Regions from separate parts of the Homo sapiens genome. Here region 1 is linked to region 2. Evidence: read pairs that join two places in POLR2A ChIA-PET (ENCODE). Cell type or tissue: PC-9. All regions are shown on one strand. Each heading gives the region's core, and the rest is flanking DNA. Links, peaks and the distances in the headings are about the cores only.

Region 1 (10,181 bases), core at 1,080-9,079, 270 kb before region 2:
ACCAGCCTGGCCAATATGGTGAAACCCCGTCTCTACTAAAAATACAAAAAATTAGCCAGGCGTGGTGGCACATGCCTGTAATCCCAGCTACTTGGGAGGCTGAGGCAGGAGAATTGCTTGAACCTGGGAGGCGGAGGTTGCAGTGAGCCGAGATCAGGACACTGCACTCCAGCCTGGCGACAGAGAGAGACTCCCTCTTTATTTTTTTTTATTTTTTTTTTTTATTTTTGAGACAGAGTCTAGCTCTGTCGCCCAGGCTGGAGTACAGTGGCGCGATCTCGGCTCACTGCAACCTCTGCCTCCCGGGTTCACGCCATTCTCCTGCCTCAGCCTCCCGAGTAGCTGGGACTACAGGTGCCCGCCACCACACCCGGCTAATTTTTTGTATTTTTAGTAGAGACAGGGTTTCACCGTGTCAGCCAGGATGGTCTTGATCTCCTGACCTCGTGACCCGCCCACCTCAGCCTCCCAAAGTGCTGGGATTACAGGCGTGAGCCACCACGCCCAGCAAAGACTCCATCTCAAAAAAAAAAAAAAAAAGGTCAAAAACAAAAATTAACCTTGTCTTTTCACAAGATGCTGCCGAAAGCGAAGGAAGCTCCTGCCTCTCCTAAAGCCCAAGCCAAACCGAAGGCTTTAAAGGCCAAGAAAGCAGTGTTGAAAGCCGTCCACAGCCACACAGAAGAGAAGATCCGCAGGTCACCCACCTTCAGGCGGCCCAAGACAGCGCGACTCCGGAGGGAGCCCAAATATCCTCAGAAGAGCGCCCCCTGGAGAAACAAGCTTGGCCACTCTGCGATCATCACGTTTCCGCCGACCACTGAGTCCGCCATGAAGAAGACAGACGACAACAACACACTTGCCTTCATTATAGATGTTAAAGCCAAGGAGCACCAGATCAAACAGGCTGTGAAGAAGCTCTGATTCGGCCTGACGGAGAGAAGAAGTCACATGTTCAACCGACTCCTGGTTACAATGCTTTGGATGTTGCCAACAAAATTGGGATCATCTAAACTGAGTCCAGCTGGCTAATTCTCAATATATGTATATCTTTTCACCATAAAAAAGTAAATAAATAAAAATAAACTGGGCTGGGCACGGTGGCTCACCCCTGTAATCCCAGTACTTTGGGAGGTTGAGGCGGGCAGATCACCTGAGGTCAGGAGTTCGAGACCAGCCTGACCAACATGGAGAAACCCCATCTCTACTAAAAAATTAGCCGGGCGTGGTGGTGCATGACTGTAATCCCAGCTACCCGAGAGGCTGAGGCAGGAGAATCACTTGAACCCGGGAGGTGGAGGTTGCAATGAGCCAAAATCACGCCATTACACTCCAGCCTGGGCAACAAGAGCAAAACTCTGTCTCAAAAAAAAAAAAAAAAAACAAAAACAAAAACAAAAAAAACCTTGACTCCCACCTCACTCCAAATGAAAAGCTACAACCAGGAAGCTTCTAGAAGCATCCATAGGAGAATATTTTTACAGTCTTGGAGTGAGCAAGGATTTCTTAGACCAGGCTGTGCACAGTGGCTCATGCCTGTAATTCCAGCGCTTTGAGAGGCTTTGGCAGGAGGATGGCTGGAGCCCAGGAGTTCAAGACCACCTGGGCAACATGGCAAAACCCTGTCTCTACTAAAAATACAAAAAAAGCTGGGCACGGTGGCTCATGCCTGTAATCCCAGCACTTTGGGAGGCCGAGGCCGGAGGATCACCTGAGGTCAGGAGTTCGAGACCAGCCTGACCAACATGGTGAAACCTTGTCTCTACTAAAAATACAAAAATTAGGTGTGGTGGCTACTCCAGAGGCTGAGGCTGGAGAATTGGTTGAACCCAGGAGGTGGAGGTTGCAGTGAACCAAGATCGTGCCACTGACTCCAGCCTGGGTGACAGAGCCAGCCTCCCGTCTCAAAAAAAAAAAAAAAAAAAAAAAAAGATATGCAAAAAGGCCAGTAAGCCCATGACATCAAAAATCATCAGGGAAATGCATATTAAAACTAAAATGGACCACATGCAGTGGCTCACGCCTGAAATCCCAGCACTTTGGGAGGCCGAGGCGAGTGGATCACAAGGTCAAGAGATCGAGACCATCCTAGCCAACATGGTGAAACCTCATCTCTACTAAAAATACAAAAATTAGCTGGGTGTAGTGGTGCATGCCTGTAGTCCCAGCTACTTGGGAGGCTGAGGCAGGAGAATTGCTTGAACCCAGGAGGTGGAGGTTGCAGTGAGCCAAGATCATGCCACTGCACTCCAGCCTGGTGACAGAGCAAGACTCCGTCTCAAAAAAAAAACTTTGGGAGGCTGAGGCAGGAGGACTGCTTGAGACCAGTCTGGGCAATATAATGAGACCCCATCTCTATAAAAATATTAAAATTAACTGAGCATGATGGTACACACTTGTAATTCCAGCTACTTAGGAGGCTGAGATGGGAGGATCACTAGAGCCCAGGACAAGGACACAGCAAGCCTTGTGTCCAGCCTCAGTGACAAAGCAAGACCCTGTCTCGAGAAAAATAATAAATAAGAAATAAACATATGTCCACAGGAAGACTTGTACAAGAATATTCATAACAACTTTATTCATAAAAGACCAAAATAGAAACAGCCCAAGTGAATGGTTAAGCAAATTATGGTATGTCCATACAATGGACTATAACACAGCACTGAAAAGGAACAAGCTGTGGATACACATGTGATATGGAAGAATCTCAAAATCATTTATGTTGGGTGAAAAAAGCCAGACACAAGAGGTTGTATGTGATGCAATTTCATTTCTATGAAATTCTAGAAGATATGGAAATAATCTGTAGTTACAGAAAGCTCTATATGATACTATTTCATTTATATGAAATTCTAGAAGAGACAGAAGTAATCTATAGTTAGAGAAAGCAGATTGGTGGTTGCCCAGGCAGGTGTGAGAATGAATATAAAATGACTGCAAAAAGGTCCCAGGGAAATTTGGGGGCTGATGGATGCTTCTTGTTTGGGTGCTGGTATCATAGTTGTATACTTTGTTGTTGTTGATCCTTTTTTGAGACGGGTCTCACTGTGTCACCCAGGCTGGAGTGCAGTGGCACAAACATGGCTTACCGCAGCCTTAAGCTCTCAGGCTCAAGTGATCCTTCCACCTCAGCCTCCCAAGTAGCTAAGACTACAGGTGCACACCACCATGCCCAGCCAATTTTTTTTTATTTTTTGTAGAGACAGGGTCTTGCTATGTTGCCCAGGATGCTCTTGAACTCTCGGGTTCAAGTGATACTCTTGCCTCAGCCTCCCAAAGTGTTGGGATTACAGGCATGAGCCACCGCACCCAGACAGTTGCATACATTTATCAAAGCAATTATACTGAACACTTAAGACAAGTGTGTTTTATCTAATGTAAAGAAAGCATCTATCTTTAAAAGTTGATGTTTTAAAACTCTGTGAATTGGGCCTGGTGCGGTGGCTCATACCTGTAATCCCAGCACTTTGGGAGGCCGAGGCGGGCAGATCACCTGAGGTCGGGAGTTTGAGAACAGCCTGACCAACATGGAGAAACCCCGTCTCTACTAAAAATACAAAATCAGCTGGGCGTAGTGACACATGCCTGTAACCCCAGCTACTCGGGAAGCTGAGGCAGGAGAATTGCTTGAACCTGGGAGGCAGAGGTTGCAGTGAGCAGAAATCGCGCCATTGCACTCCAACCTGGGCAGCAAGAGCGGAACTCCATCTCAAAAAAATAAAATAAAATAAAAATAAATAAATATAAAATAAAAAATTAGCTGAGTGTGGTGGTGCGTGCCTGTAGTCTCAGCTACTTGGGGTGCTGAGGCAGGAGAATCTCTCGAACCCAGGAGGCAGAAGTTGCAGTGAGCCGAAATCATGCCACTGCACTCCAGCCTAGGTGACAGAGTGAGACTCCATCTCAAAAAAAAAAAAAACTGTGAATTTTTAATATGAAAGATTTTTTGGTGAAAGGGAGGGTTTGGAGAAGGGTTAGATGAGTCAAATCATGTAAATCTTAACACTGATTATGGTCAGTGATCAACAAACCATATCTGCCATTATTATAGCTAATAATAGCATCACATACAGAATGTTCTTGGTCTTTTTCTGTCAGTCTCTCTCTTTTTTTTTTTTTTTTTGGGATGAAGTCTCTCTGTCACCCAGGGGCTAGAGTGCAGTGATGCGATCTCAGCTCAGTGCAACCTCTGCCTCCCAGTTTCAAGCAATTCTCCTGCCTCAGCCTCCCAAGTAGCTGGGAATACAGGCACGTACCACCATGCCATTTTTGTGTTTTTAGTAGAGTCGGGGTTTCACCATGTTGGCTAGGCTGGTCTTGAACTCCTGACCTCCAGTGATCCAACCACTTTGGCCTCCCAAAGTGCTGGGATTACAGGCGTGAGCCACCTCGCCTGGCCCACATCTTCTTCAATTATCTTGTTGTTGTTGTTTTTTCGTCTGTTTGTTTGTTTTTTGAGTCAGGGTCTCACTCTGTCGCCCAGGCTGGAGTGCAATGGGTGTGATCTCAGCTCACTGTAACCTCCACCTCCTGGGCTCAAGGGATCCTCCCACCTCAGCCTCCCGAGTGGCTGGGACCACAGGCGCGTGCCACCACGCCTGGCTAATCTTTTGTATTTTTGGTAGGAACGGGGTTTTTTCACATTGCCCAGGCTGGTCTCGAACTCCTGACCTCCAGAGACCCTCCCATTTCAACCTCCCAGTGTTGAGATTACAGGCGTGAATCACTGAGCCCGGGCTCATTCTTCAATACGCATCCAGTGACCATGTAAGTACTGTTAACCCACTCTGGTGGGGGTGGGAGGACTGTTCCCTCTATACCATCCCCTCCTCATCCACCACCCCGCCCTCCCACTGCCCGCCGTCAGATGGAAGCACCCCCACCTCTTCCTTCTGCTACTCTGCCTCTCTGCTGCCCCCTGGTGGCAATCCTGGCCCTTGGGTCTCCCCGGCGCTGGTTCTCTGACCCTGTCCTGGTCCCATGTAGCAAGTGTTCCAGTCCTCTTAAGCCAGGGCCAGTCTCAGCAGAGCAGAGAGAGAATTAGATCCGATTTGGAGGCAGGAGACACCCGACAGGCTACTGGGGGAGGGGGCGGGGACAGAGAGCTTGGATAAAACAAAAGCCCCTCCTGCTTTGGGAGGTCGAAGCGGGCAAATCGCCGGAGCCCAGGAATTCGAGACCAGCCAGGCAACATAGCAAGACCCCGTTTCTATAATAATATTTTTTAAAAGAAAAGAAAAGAAACCAAAGGCTGAACAACTTGAGCTTACAAAGAAGAGCTGCAATGAATTGAAAGACGTCAGATGCATGAAAGTCCATTGGTTCACAATGGTCCTCAAAAAAGAGAGAAAAAAAAAACTAGAGAAAGTTGTTGAGGCTCCAATTTAATATTCTGAAAACTGCTAAATTAAAAAGAATCTCCTGGCCAGGCGCAGTGTGGCTCACGCCTGTGTGGCCGGGCACAGTGACTCACACCTGTAATCCCAGCACTCTGGGAGGCCGAGGTGGGTGGATCACCTGAGGTGAGGAATTTGAGGCCAGCCTGGCCAACATGGTGAAACCCCGCCTCTACTAAAAATACAGAAAAAGGCCAAGTGCGGTGGTTAACGCGTGTAATCCCAGCACTTTGGGAGGCCGAAGCGGGCGGATAAACAAGATCAAGAGATCGAGACCATCCTGGCCAACATGGTGAAACCCCATCTCTACTAAAAATACAAAAATTAGCCGGGCGTGGTGGCGCATGCCTGTAATCCCAGCTACTCGGGAGGCTGAGGCAGGAGAATCGCTTGAACCCAGGAGGCGGAGGTTGCGGTGAGCCGAGATCTTGCCACTGCACTCCAGCATGGGGGACAGAGCAAGACTCCGTCTCAAAAAAAGAAAAAAGAAAAAAAAAGAGTTTAATTGGATTATTTGTAACACAAAAGTTAAATGCTTGAGGGGATAGATAACTCATTTACCCTGATGTTATTAGTATGCATTGGATGCCTGTATCAAAATAGCCCATGTCCCCCATAAATATATACACCTACTATGTACCTAGAAAAATTTTAATTTTTTTTTTTTTTTTCACTCTCACCCAGGCTGGAGTGCAGTGGCGCGATCTCAGCTCACTACAACCTCCGCCTCCCGACTTCAAGCGATTCTCCTGCCTCAGCCTCCCGAGTAGCTGGGAGCTACGACGCCCGGCTCATTTTTGCATTTTTAGTAGAGACGGGGTTTCACCATGTTGGCCAGACTGGTCTAGATCTCTTGACCTCGTGATCCGCCCTCTTCGGCCTCCCAAAGCGCTGGGATTACAGGCGTAAGCCACCGCGCACGGCTAAATTTTAATTTTTAAGTTTTAAAAAGAAAGTGTCATGTCACCAATTCAAAGATGGTGATTCACTTGACTACCCTAAAATCTAGATGACCGGAAGTGATTCCTGGTGACCCACAGGGATTCCACAGTGATTCCTGGTCTTCCGCGGTGATCCGAGGTGAACTGAGAAGATGCAGTTCTCAGACGCGGCCACATGCTGTCGCTGTTAGAAAGGAATTCACGGTGTCTCCCCTTTTCAGGCTGGGTGATGGTCAGGCTGAATTCTTTGAAGGTGTGAATTGTCTTGATTACGCCAAAATCCGATGCTGGCGTTTTCATGCATACGGTACGATTAAAATAAGAGCCCTGGTAGATATTTGTAGTGCTCACCAAGTTTTCAAGTTCTCATCCCTTTCCTAAACACAGGAAGACTAAGTTCCCCAGCCAAGTTCTGCAGGTAGGCAGGGGTTTCGTGGTAGGGGTTCTCAAAGTGGGCGGGGCTGCGTAACTGGTTCTGGCCAATGGGCTGTGACGAAAGCTGATACGCATCACTTCCTGGCTGATGCTTTTAGCAGCCAATGCCTGCTCTGAAGGCCGAAGCGGGAAAGATCGCTTGAGGCCAGGTTCGAGACCAGCCTGAGCAACATAGCAAGGCCTCCCACCCTGCCCCATCCTCGCCCAGTTCCCCAACAAAATGAAAAAAAATAAATTAGCTGGAAGTGGTGGTGCGCTTGTAGTCCCAGCTACTACGGAGGCTGAGGTGGCAAGATCGCTTGAGCCCAGGACTTCCAGGCTGCAGTGAACCGTGATCATGCCACTAACACTCCAGCCTGGGCGACACAGCGATACCTTCGTCTCTTTAAAAAAAAGAAAAGCAGGCCGGGAACAGTGGCTCACATCTGTAATCCAGCACTTTGGGAGGCCAAGGAGGGTGGATCACCAGGTCAAGACTTTGAGACCAGCCTGGCCAACACGGTGAAACCTCGTCTCTACTAAAAATACAAAAATTAGCTGGGCGTGGTGACGTGCGCCTGTAGTCCCACCTGGTCAGGAGGCTGAGGCAAGAGAATCGCTTGAACCCCGGAGGTGGAGGTTGCAGAGAACCAAGATCATGCCACTGGACTCCAGCCTGGGCAACAGAGCAAGACTCTGTCTCAAAAAAAAAAATGAAAGAAAAGAGAAAAGAAAAGCCAATGCAAGATTGCCTACGCTGTCTCCGCTCTGTCTACTAAAGCTGCTTTGGGGCCAGGTGCAGCAACAGAATAACAGAATTGCACAGTCCGATAACAACTAGCCACATATTACATGGGTTGAATGTTATTTTTCTTTTTTTTTTTTTTTTTGAGACAGGCACTCACTCTGTCGCCCAGGCTGGAGTGCAGTGGTGCCATCACAGATCACTGCAGCCTCGACCTCCCGGGCTCAAGCAATCCTCCCACCTCAGCCTCCCAAGAAGCTGAGATTACAGGCATGCACCACCATGCCCAGCTGTTTTTTGTATTTTTTGTAGAGACAGGTTCTCACTATGTTGCCCAGGCTGGTCTCAAACTCCAGGGCTCAAGTGATCCTCCCAGCTTAGCCTCCCAAAGTGCTGGGATTCCAGGCGTGAGCCACTGCGCCCGGCCAAATATAATCATTCAGTTCCTTGGTCGTGTCACATTTCAAGTTGTCACCAGTAACATGAAGTCAGTTGCTATGGTGTTGGGCAGGGCAGATATGGAAAAATTCCATCATGCTAGCCGGCACGGTGGCTCACGCCTGTAATCCCACCACTTTGGGAGGCCGAGGTGGGTGGACCACCTGAGGTTAGGCGTTTGAGACCAACCTGGCCAACGTGGTAAAACCCCATCTCTACTAAAAATACATTAAAAAAAAAATTAGCCAGGCATGGTAGCTACAGGCAGGCGCCTGTAATCTCAGCTACTTGGGAGACTGAGGCAGAACAATTGCTTGAACCCAGGAGGTAGAGGTTGCAGTGAGCCAAGGTCCCACCATTGCACTCCAGCCTGGGCAACAAGAGTGAAACTCCATCTCAAAAAAACAAAAAAAGAGAAAAATTCCATCGTGCAGAAAGTTCTATTGGACAACATTGCGCTAGATTCCTGACTAGAAGCAGGAGAACTGTTGCTCTGGAGAGGGCTTTGCATGTGCTGTGTTCATCCATGGAGATTTAGGTTCGTTCTGCTTTAGGTTCGTTTAGATTTAGGTTCCCACTGAAGCATAAGCCAACCTAGCCCAGCCCTGCCAGAATTCTTGCTTAAACAAAGAACTGAAAAGTCTTGTGTCATTTAAATGATGAATGGGTGCCACAGTGTGCCTTGGCTAACAGGTGGAGTGCTGACAGCTGAGGATGTTGATACTGGGCTGACCCCAAATGTGAGACCAGTTGGCAAATGGGATTACGGTCAACCTCCATTGAGTCTCAGATGTTCAGATGCCACTCTCTGTGATCTCTCTCTACCTAGCTTAGAACTACACCACCAGGGCCCGGTGCGGTGGCTCACGCCTGTAATTCCAACACTTTAGGAGGCCGAGGCGGGGGGATCGCCTGAGGTCAGGAGTTTGAGACCAGTCTGGCCAACATGGTGAAACCCCATCTCTACTTGAAAAAAGAAAAACAAAACACACACACACACACACACACACACAAAATTAGCCAGGCGTGGTGACATATGCCTGTAATCCCAGCTACTCAGGAGCTGAGGCAGGGGAATTGCTTGAACCAGGGAGGTGGAGGTTGCAGTGAGCTAAGATCGCGCCACTACACTCCAGCCTCAGCGACACAGCGAGACTCCATCTCAAAAAAAAAAAAAAAAAAGAACTACACCACCAGGCCAGGCTCCGTGGCTCACGCCTGTAATCCCAGCATTTTGGGAGGCCAAAGGAGGAGGATCACTTGAGGCCAGGAGTTTGAGACCACCTGGGCAAAATAGCAAGACCCCATCTCTAAAAAAAAAAAAAAAAAAGAGCCAGGCATGATGGCATGTGCCTGTGATTCCAGATACACAGGAGGCTGAAGCAGGAGGATCACTTGAGCCCAGGAGGTCGAGGCTGCAGTGAGCCATGATCCTACCACAGCATTCTAGCCTGGGTGACAGAGAACCTGTCTTAGAAAAAAAATAAAGAACTATACCACCAAAGGACTGTCATACTAAGAAAATCCTCAGAATCATTAGAAATGAAGCCATGTGGGGGCTTGTTTCTTGTTGCTATTGTTCATTTGGTTTGGGGTTTTTTTGTTTTTTGAGACAGTGTCTCAGTGTGTCGCCCAGGCTGGAGTGCAGTGGCACGATCTCAGCTCACTGCAACCTCTGCTTCCCAGGTTGAAGCGGTTCTCAACCTAGTGGCAGGTGGCGAGTAGCTGGGATTACAGGCACCTGCCACCACACTTGGGCTAATTTTAGTAGAGGTGGGGTTTCACCATGTTGCCCAGGCTGGTCTTGAACTCTTGGCCTCAAGCAATCTGCTCACCTTGGCCTCCCAAAGTGCCGGATTACAAGCGTGAGCCACTGCACCCGGCCTCTTGTTGCTATTGTTGATGGCTGTCTTGTGTTTCCCAGATGTCACTGAGCAGAGATCCATGGAATGTGGTGGGTTTCAGGAGTCGCAGCATTTGACTTGGGGGAGGAACAATTTTATTTCTGTCCTCCCAGAATGAGTGGGTCAAGGTTTGAGAGTGAAACAGTTTAGAATTGTACCTGATTTGAGGAAAGTGTCCATGCACTTCATGGCTATCAATAGTTACAAAAACAGCCGGGCATGGTGGCTCACGCCTATAATCCCAGCACTTTGGGAGGCCAAGGCGGGAGGATCCCCTGAGGTCAGGAGTTCAAGACGAGCCTGGCCAACATGGTGAAACCCTGTCTCTATTACAAAATCCAAA
Region 2 (10,181 bases), core at 830-8,829:
TGTAAATTCGTTTTCATTTCCTAGAGTTTGCTATAAATGGAGTAGTCACACAGTATGGACTCTACTTGGTCCAGCTTTCTCACACTCAGCATCATGATTTTGAGTTCATCCATGTTCCAGGTATTGATAGGTCTCCCCTTTTCACTGCTGAATAGTATTCCACTGGGTGGATGTACCACGGTTTAAAGAATCATTTGCCTGTTGGTGGACATTTGAGTGGTTTCCAGTTTGGGATGACTATAAATAAATTCGTTATGAACATTCAGGTACCAGTCTTGGTATGGACATGTACTTTGTTTTCTAGAGGAGTAAATACCAGGAATGGAATGACTTAGTAGGTGTATGCTTAACTTTTTAAGAAACCGCCAAACAATTTTCCAAAGTAGTTGTATCATTTCACATTCCTACCGGCAGGAAAAGAGATTTCTAGTTGCTCCACAAACTCGCTAGCCCTGGGTAGGGCCAGTCCTTTTAATTCCAGCCATTCTCATGACAGTGTGGTGGCATCGCATTGTGTTTCCTTCACAACTGACGATGCTGAGCATCTTTTCATGGGCCTGTTTGCTGTCTGTATGCCTTATTTGGTGAGGTGTCTGTTCATATCTCTTGCATATGTTTTTATTGAGATGTCTGTGTTTTCTTTTTTTTTTTTTTTTTTTGAGATGGAGTCTCACTCTGTTGCCCAGGCTGGAATGCAGTGGCGCAATCCATGCTCACTGCAACCTCTGCCTCCCAGGTTCAAGCGATGCTCCTGCCTTAGCTTCCTGAGTAGCTGGGATTACAGGCGCCTGCTACCACGCCTGGCTAATTTTTGTATTTTTAGTAGGGACGGGGTTTTGCTATGTTGACCAGGCTGGTCTCGAACTCCCAACCTCAGGTGATCTGCCCACCTTGGCCTCCCAAAGTGCTGGGATTACAGGCGTGAGCCACCGCGCCCAGCCGGCTGTGTTTTTATTATTGAGTTACAGCAGTTCTTTATTGATTCAGGACACGTCATTTATCCAGATCCATGCTTTGTGAATGTTTTCTCCCAATCTGTAGCTTTTTAATCTCTTAACAATGTCTTTTAAAGAAAAATTTTGTCATTTTGATGAAGTCATTTATTAATTTTTCTTTTATGGACTGTGCTTTTGGTGTTGTATCTAAGAATTCTTTGCCTAACCCAACCACAAAGATTTTCCCCTTGTTTTCTCTAGAAGTTTTTTTTTTTTTTTTTTTTTTTTGTGAGACGGAGTCTCGCTCTGTCGCCCAGACTGGAGTGCAGTGGCGAGATCTTGGCTCACTGCAAGCTACGCCTTCCAGGTTCATGCCATTCTCCTGCCTCAGCCTCCCGAGTAGCTGCGACTACAGGCACATGCCACCACCATGCCCGCCTAATTTTTTGTATTTTTAGTAGAGACGGGGTTTCACCGTGTTAACCAGGATGGTCTCTATCTCCTGACCTCGTGATCTGCCCGCCTCGGCCTCCCAAAGTGCTGGGATTACAGGCGTGAGCCACCTTGCCCGGCCTTCTCTAGAAGTTTTATAGTTTTAGGTTTTACAATTAGGTTTACAATTCAGTTTGTGTTAATTTTTGTATATGGTGTAAAGTATGAGTTAAAGTTCATTTTTTGCATGTGGATATTCATTTGTACCTTTTGTTGAAAAGACAAAAAAATGTAATACCATACTGTTTTTACTACTGTAGCTTTCTAAGTCTTAAGATCATGTATTACCATATGAACTTTCTAAGTAGCTTATCCATTTTTACCAAAAAAAACAAAACAAAACAAAACAAAAAACCTGCTAGGATTTTGATTGGTACTGCATTGGCTCTATAGGCCAATTGAGGAGAGTTGACTTTTTTTTTTTTTTGGAGACAGAGTTTCACTCTCGTTGCCCAGGCTGGAGTGCAGTGGCGCGCTCTTCACTCACTGCAACGTCCACCTCCCGGGTTCAAGCGATTCTCGTACCTCAGCCTCCCGAGTAGCTGGGATTACAGGTGCGCACAACCACACCTGGCTAATTTTTGTATTTTTAGTAGAGACAGGGTTTCACCATGTTGGCCAGGCTGATCTTGAACTCCTGACCTCAGGTGATCTACCTGCCTCAGCCTCCCAAAGTGCTGGGATTACAGGCGTGAGCCACCGCACCCAGCCAAGGAGAGTTGACATTCTAACAACATTCAGTTTCTGACTCATGAACAGGGGCTGTGTCTCTATGCATCATCTTTAATTTCTCTTAGCAGTGTTTTGAAGGTTTTACTGGTTCTTATTTCTTTTAAGATCTAGGATCTCACTCTGTCGCCCAAGCTGGAGTACAGGGGTGTGATCATAGTTCACTGCACCCTTTGACCTCCTGGGCTCAAGTGATCCTCCAACTTTGAGTAGCTGGGACTACAGGTGTGTGCAATCACACCTAGCTCTGGTATAACTCTTTTTTTTTTTTTTTTTTTAGACAGAGTCTCGCTATGTCACCCAGTCTGGAGTGCAGTGGTACGATCTCAGCTCACTGTAACCTCCACCTCCTGGGTTCAAGCGATTCTGCTGCCTCAGCCTCCTGAGTAGCTGGGATTACAGGTGCGTGCCACCACACCCGGCTAAATTTTTTGTATTTTTAGTAGAGATGGGGTTTCCCCATGTTGGCCAGGGTGGTCTCAAACTCCTGACCTCAGGTGATCCTCCTGCCTCGGCCTCCCAAAGTGCTGGGATTTCAAGTGAGCCACCGCGCCTGGCCTCTGGCATAACTCTTTGAACATATATTAAACAGTTATGGTAACCTTTCATGTCCTTCCCTGCTCATTCTAACACCTGTGTCTCTGGTGGGTTGACTTTGATACATTGGGTTTTCTCCTCCTGATGTGCCGTGTTATCCTGCGTCTTTGCGTGCATGGTGATTTTCACCAGATCACGGGCATTGTGAATGTTAGCTGTTGGATGCTGGATATTTTTGCAGCCTTGTAAATATTCTTGAGTTTTGTTCTGGGACACAGTTACTTTTAGGTTCAGTTTTAGATTTTTTAGATGGGACCAGCATAGCTCTTCTCTAAGGCTGATTATTTCTCCTTACTGAGGCAAGACTGTGTCACTGCCCTACCCAGTGCCCCCTGCATCATAAAATTTCCCACTCTGGCTGTGGGAACGGGCACTCTTCCTGGCCCTGTAGGAGCAGCACACACTTTCCCCTCTCATCCTTTTGGATGGCTCTTTGCCCAGCTTTGGCTGGTCTCTTCCCATGCATGTGCTGGGCAGTCTTTGGGTGAGTTCTTGGGGGAAATTTGCTCCCCATCTCTGGAATGTTCTGTGTGTAGCTCTCTCCTCTCCCATCCTCTGTCCTGTGGGCTCTACCGCCGTGGTCTCCGGAGGCACTGTGCTCCACCTCAGCTCCCTAAGTCCTGCTGGGTTCTGCCTAAATTGCCCCTGCCTGGGTGGTGGCCTGGAAACACAAGTTGATAAGCTGGAGCGGTGGCAGCTTGCTTCCTGTCAGGGTTCACTGCCCTTTGTTGAATGACGCCTGGTGTCTTGCCAAACATTGTTTATATTTTGACTCTGTGTTTTCATTGTTTTGGACGAGAGGGTAAATCTGGTTCTGTTGCTCCATCTTGTTCAGAAGCAGAAGTCCAACTTTTTTTTAAACTTAGTGATGTCTCTTAGGCAGAGTTTGTGCTGTTTTGACTCCTCGTTTGTGAATACTCACAAAGCTGAAAAACATTTGGGTGGAGAATGTCTTTTCTGGAGTTCGCTCAATAGCCGATTTAATTTCCCAAGAAATTTTCTTCCTAGAGCAATTAAACTTTTCCTTTTTTTTTTTTTTTTTTTTTTTAAAAGAGACGCTCGCCGGGCGCGGTGGCTCACGCCTGTAATGCCAGCACTTTAGGAGGCTGAGGCAGGTAGATCACAAGGTCAGGAGTTCGAGACCAGCCTGGCCAATAAGGTGAAACCCCGTCTCTACTAAAAACACAAAAAAATAGCTGGGCATGGTGGTGCGCGCCTATAGTCCCAGCTACTCGGGAGGCTGAGGCAGAGGAATTGCTTGAACCTGGGAGGTGGAGGTTGCAGTGAAAAAAAAAAAAGATACTCGCTCTGGAGTACCGTGACACTATCATAGCTCACTGCTGGCCGGGTGCGGTGGTTCAGGCCTGTAATCCCAGCACTTTGGGAGGTCGGGGCAGGCAGATCACCTGAGGTCAGGAGTTCAAGACCAGCCTGGCCAACATGGTGAAACCCTGTCTCTACAAAGATACAAAAATTAGGTGGGCATGATGGAGGGTACCTATAATCCCAGCTACTCAGGAGGCTGAGGCAGGAGAATCACTTGGACCCGGGAGGCGGAGGTTGCAGTGAGCCAAGATCGTGCCATTGCACTCCAGCCTGGGCGACAGAGCGAGATTCTGTCTCAAAAAAAAAAAAAAAAAAAAGGCTCACTGCAGCCTTGAACACCTGGGCTCAAGCGATCATCTCGCCTCAGCATCTTAAGTAGCTGGGACCACAGGCATGCACCACCATGACTGGCTAATTTTTTAAAAATTCTGTAGAGATGGGGTCTTGCTATGTTGCCCAGGCTGGTCTTGAACTCCTGACCTCAAGTCGTCCTCCTGCCTCAGCCTCTCAAAGTGCTGGGATTACAGGCGTGAGCCACCAAGCCCAGCTTCCCTTTTGTTTTTAACAGAAGTTATTTTTAGTGGGATCCTTTCTTAGTGGAGGAACGGGAAAATAATCCCCTAGGTTCACACTGTGCACTCAAAACCTCCCCTTCTTCTAGAGTGGGTCACTTCCTGCCAAGACTTTAGAGGCTCTGCCTAGCTGTTGTAATGTCTGTGTGGTATTCTGCCTGCAGAGAGCATTCCGATTTATTAGCATGATGTCACAGTTGGCATCCCTGGTGCAACCTTTGTGCCCATCTTCCTTAGGAAAGAATTCCTGAGCTGGAATGGCTGCTCAGAGTGTGCAGGCTTAGGTACTGGTGGCTACTATGTGGCTCCAGTTTGAACGCCCTCGTCCCCAGGAAGGATTTTGTGGTCCTGTGCCTTTGTGGTGAGTGGTAACGCCAAGCCAAAGGAAGAGGTGCTTCCGGAGGGCTTTCCAAAGGAGGCGGCCGGCCCAATGGCAAGGTCACACTCCCAGGGCCCGCGTGGCACAGCCACAGCCTGCTTGTTTTCTTTCACTAGATCCAGACAAAGACGGTAGCTCAGTGCGTTGAGTATTATTACATCTGGAAAAAAATGATCAAGTTTGACTGTGGCCGAGCCCCAGGGCTAGAAAAGAGGGTCAAGAGAGAGCCGGAGGAAGTGGAAAGGACAGAGGAAAAGGTAGAGGAACCAGGGCTGTGTCGGGAGCTCTTCTCTCCTCCCAGTGCCTGCTACCCGTTGAGTTGGACGGTGGGGTCAGAGGGCGGGGGTGCTCCTGATGGAAGGGTTTTCCTGCAGGAGACACGTATGCCCCCAGCTCTGTGTCTCTCTTACAGCAGGACAGGTCAGCACCCTTATGTCACTTTTGCTCCCTCTGCAGGTCCCATGCAGCCCTCGGGAGAGACCCAGCCACCATCCAACTCCCAAGTTAAAGACCAAGAGTTATAGGAGGGAGTCCATCCTCAGCTCCAGCCCAAATGCAGGCTCCAAGCGGACCCCCGAGCTGTTGGGAAGTGCAGAGAGCCAGGGCATTTTTCCATGCAGAGAGTGTGAAAGGTACCCAGCTTTCTCCTGGAAACACTCCCAGGGCTCCCAGCCTCAGCCCCTGTGATCCCTTCCTCCCTGCTCTGACCCCATGTCCTCTGGTGACTCCTCAGGGTGTTTGACAAGATCAAGAGTCGAAATGCCCATATGAAGCGGCACCGCCTTCAGGACCACGTGGAGCCCATCATCAGGGTGAAGTGGCCAGTGAAGCCCTTCCAGCTAAAGGAAGAGGAGCTGGGAGCTGACATCGGCCCCCTGCAGTGGTGACTCCCGTGGCAGCAAGTCCGAATGGGGCCTCCAGTGCTGCCCCTCCTCCCTTCGGCCTCTCCAGGGCGTTTGGGGCACCCCTCTGCCTCCCCCCACCCTCCCTGTCCCCTGTTGGCCAACCTGCCTGCAAACATGGAGGGCATTTGGCCACAGATAGGCAGGAGGAGCTCAGTTGTCGGACAGCTATGCAGTCCCTGTCCGGTGGTGCTGGAGGCTCCACTCTCCTTAGGTTCATAGTCTCTCCCCTTCTTTCCCTTCCACTTCTAGAGCAGGGAGGCTTGGGGAGGGGAAAATTTAGCTCTGGGTAGCTCTTAAATCTTAGCCTCAGTTGTGGGGTTTGGTTTCATGTGTTAGATAAGGCCAAGACTTAGAGAATCAGTGGGAAAAAACCTTGAGATCTCCAACACGCTGGGCCCCTCCCTGGGGCGGGGACTCTACCTTCCAGATTCAGTCCCTAGTCTTGCGATGAATTCTGCATTGTTCGGTGTTTTTTGTACATGTCAACTCGTAAATCTGATTAAATTGGGTTCTTGAGCTGCTGTCTTTGACTTCCCTGCCTATTGATCCAATAAAGGCTTAGGAACCCCACCACGTGCTAAGGGCAGGAGGTGAGTCAGCTGTGGCCTGCCCTGGGGGCTGGGGGCCTTGGGGAGAACACGGGCATGTTGATTTGGACATTCATTCAGCAAACATCTACGAAGCACCTGCTGTAGAATGCACTGGACGTTGCCAATCCGTACAACAGGGATAGTGAAGCAAGAGAGGCCCTTTTCCTCACGGACCTTCTCTTGTAGGAGCAGGAAGGTAGCAGTAATAAGCAAACAAGGTGATTTTAGGTCATGGTACTGGAAATGCTTTTGACTGTAACAGAAGAGTTGGTGTTGATTTAAACAATCATGGAGTTTGGCTGTCCCAGTAGGGGCTCAGCCTTGAAATCAGGGACCCCTGGCAGGGGCAGGGGCAGGGGCAGAACGAGGGCTCCAGCAGAGGCGAGAATAACCTCGAACCAAAATCCAGACCGGCAGGGGGCGGGCGGCGGGGGAAAGAAGAGAAAACAGCCCCCCTCCCTGCCTCCCTTTTTAAGAGTGAGGAAAACTTTTAACAGCTCCCAGCAGATGCCCGTATGTCTCATTGAGCCTGTGTTCGCTTCTAAACTGATCCCTGTTAGTGAGAAGGGAAATGACCACAGTTAGCCTAGACCACTCAAGATGCAGCTCCATGGCCAGGTGCAGTGGCTCTCTCCACTAATCCCAGCACTTTGGGAGGCCAAGGCGGGCGGATCATGAGGTCAAGAGATCAAGACCATTGTGGCCAACATGGTGAAACCCCATTTCTCCTAAAAATACAAAAATTAGCTGGGTGTGGTGCCACATGACTATAATCCCAGTGACTTGGGAGGCTGAGGTAGGAAAATCGCTTGAACCTGGGAGGTGGAGATTGCAGTGAACCGAGATTGCGTCACTGCATTTCGGCCTGGTAGAGGAAGACTCCATCAGAAAGAAAGAAAGAAAAGAAAGGTAGGCTCCGCAGTGGCTCACACCTGTAATCCCAGCACTTTGGGAGGTCAAGGTAGGTGGATCATTTGAGGTCAGGAGTTTGAGACCAGCCTGGCCAACATGGTGAAACTCCGTCTCTACTAAAAATGCAAAAAAATTAGCCAGGCATGATGGTGAACACCTGTAGTCCCAGTTACTCAGGAGGCTGAGGCAGGAGAATCACTTGAACCTGGGAGGTGGAGGTTGCAGTGGGCCAAGATCGCGCCACTGCACTCCAGCCTGGGCGACAGAGTTGTCAGTGGCTCACACATCAGTGGGAGGTGGTCAAGGAAAGGACAGATCAAGGCCAGCAGGGCAGGTTTGAGCCTGAGCAGCTGTAGTTGATGCCATTAGCTCAGATGGGGAATTGACTGCAGAGGATTGATTGCATCAGGGTGTGATCGTGTCTATGATAGGGTGAGCCGTGTTCTGAAGAGCTGGGAAAGTAGACGGCAGCGTGAGAAGGTTTCACAGAGGGCCCACCTATCAGCTAAGGCTTAAAGATTGGCTGGGAGTGGGGCAGAGGTGGACGCTGAGTTTGAAGCAGTTGGAACACTGCAGTTAAGGGAAAGGGTTCAGGTGTGAGATGAACCTCAATTCCATCCTGGCTCCTCTTACCTCCTTGTAAACTAGGGCGAATCACTTTCCCTGTGGGAGCCTCAGTTTTCTCAATCTGTAAAATGGGATGAAAATTGCCCCTCCTCAACCCCCGCAACCTATCAGTTAAATAAAATGTAAATTATGGCCAGGCGTGGTGGCTTACGCCTGTAATGCCAGCACTTTGGAAGTCCAAGGTGGGCGGATCACTTGAGGTCAGGAGCTCGAGACCAGCCTGGCCAACATGGTGAAACCCCATCTCTACTAAAAATATAAAATACAAAATTAGCCAGGTGTGGTGGTACATGACTGTAATCCCAGCTACTTGGGTGGCTAAGGCACAAGAATTGCTTGAATCCAGAGGCAGAGGTTGCAGTGAGCAGAGATCGTGCCACTGCACTCCAGCCTGGGCAACAGAGCAAGACTCCATGTCAAAATAAATAAATAAATAGAAATAAAATGTAAATTAAGCACTTGGGAGGGTGCACCATAAGAACTGAATGGCTACTAGTTAACAAGCTCTCATGTGATTGCTAATATTGTTTGGATCCCATCCTAAATAAATCCAATGAACTCTGGAAATGGAAAAAAATTCCCTGGTTGAAAAGGCTGAGGGGTTATATTATCTGTTGCTGCATGACAAATTACCCTGAAATGGAACAGCTTAAACAGAAGCTTTTACATAGTGTTGCTTTGACAGACATGGAACCAAAACCGCTTGTGGTAATCCAGGCTCACCCCCACCTGCTCTGTGGTCAGGACACAGTGGCAACCACAAGTAGGTGGTCCAGGCAAGTCTATTCATGTATGAAGAGAGTTGGGGGAAGGCTTCTTATGCCTTGCTCGGCTCAGCCAACCCCCTAGATAATAGCGGTTTCTCAAACTGTGGTCCCGGGATTATCTGCATCCTAATTTTACTTTTTTTTTTTTTTGAGATGAGACAGGGTCTCACTCTGTTGTCCCGGTTGGAGTGCAGTGGCACAGTCATAGCTCACTGCAGCCTCAAACTCCTGGGGTCAAACAATCCTCCCACCTCAGCCTCCCAAGGAGTAATTAAAATTTTTTTAATTTTGTGGAGATAGGATCTTGCTTTTTGCCTAGGTTGGTCCTTAACTCCTAGGCTCAAGCGGTCCTCCCGCCTTGGTCTCCCAGAGTGTTGGGATTACAGGCATGAACCACCAGGTCTGGCTGCATCCTAATTATATAGGGTTCTGTTTTTTAAAAATGCAGATTCCTGTGACCCACCACAGACTCAGAATTGGAACCATTGTGGGTACGGCCTTGGAAACTGTTTTATTTAAAGAAGATTTTTAGGATAGTTTTAGATTTGTAGAAAAACTGCAATGACAGCAAAAAAAAATTCCCACATACCCCAGTTTCCCCTATGATTAACATCTTATATTAGAATGGTACATTTATTACCACGTATGAACCAGTATGGCACAATATTATTAACTAAACTTCATAGTTTATTTAGATTTCCTTAGTGTTTTTGTTTGTTTTGAGATGGAGTCTCACTCTGTCACCCAGGCTGTAGCACAGTGGCACAATCTCGGCTCACCACAACCTCCACCTCCTGGGTTCAAGCAATTCTGCTTCAGCTTCCTGAGTAGCTGGGACTATAGGCGCCCTCCACCAGGCCCAGCTAATGTTTGTATTTTTAGTAGAGACAGTGTTTCTCCATGTTAGCCAGGCTGGTCTGGAACTCCTGACCTCAGGTGATCCACCCGCCTCAGCCTCTCAAAGTGGTGGGATTACAGGTATGAGCCACCGCACCCGGCCAATTTCCTTGGTTTTTTAACTCAATGCCCTTCTGTTCCAGGATCCCACCGAAGGTAAGACATTACATTTAGCAGTCACGTCTCCTTGGCTGTGATGGTTTCTCAGGCTTTCCTTGTTTTGATGACTTGACAGTGTTATTTGTTTGAGACGGAGTCTCCCTCTTGTCCCCCAGGCTGGAGTGCAGTGAGGCAATCTCCGCTCACTGCAACCTCCACCTCCAGGGTACAAGTGATCCTCCTGCCTCAGCCTCCCAAGTAGCTGTGATTACAGGCATGCACCACCTCACCGGGCTAAGTTTTTTGTATTTTCAGTAGCGACGGGGTTTCCCCATGTTGGACAGGCTGGTCTCA

The links. ChIA-PET counts read pairs that join two places held together with the same protein. Peaks named below come from ENCODE experiments on the same cell type or tissue, not always from the same donor. Only the 100,000 strongest peaks of a DNase experiment are listed, where the experiment ranks them.
Region 1: POLR2A ChIA-PET joins it to region 2 with 14 read pairs; 2 of 35 experiments call an interaction of 5 or more read pairs at or near these places.

What each region holds. Positions count from the first base shown.
Region 1 is chr19:47,785,298-47,795,478 of GRCh38, reverse strand. It overlaps the pseudogene RPL23AP80. Among named protein-coding and RNA genes, the nearest start is that of SELENOW, 12 kb to the right of the region's middle. In PC-9, for the core only: CTCF peaks have their summits at 4,807, 5,007 and 6,469; DNase peaks (open chromatin) are centred at 4,968 and 5,428; H3K4me3 peaks cover 575 bases; H3K27ac peaks cover 1,056 bases.
Region 2 is chr19:47,516,960-47,527,140 of GRCh38, reverse strand. ZNF541 (zinc finger protein 541) reads left to right here. Exons shown (of 17, transcript NM_001277075.3): 15 at 5,147-5,287; 16 at 5,487-5,662; 17 at 5,764-6,451. The coding sequence ends at 5,917. Among named protein-coding and RNA genes, the nearest start is that of NAPA, 7.0 kb to the right of the region's middle. RefSeq lists a silencer at 8,635-8,929. In PC-9, for the core only: no CTCF peak of the experiment used is centred there; no DNase peak of the experiment used is centred there.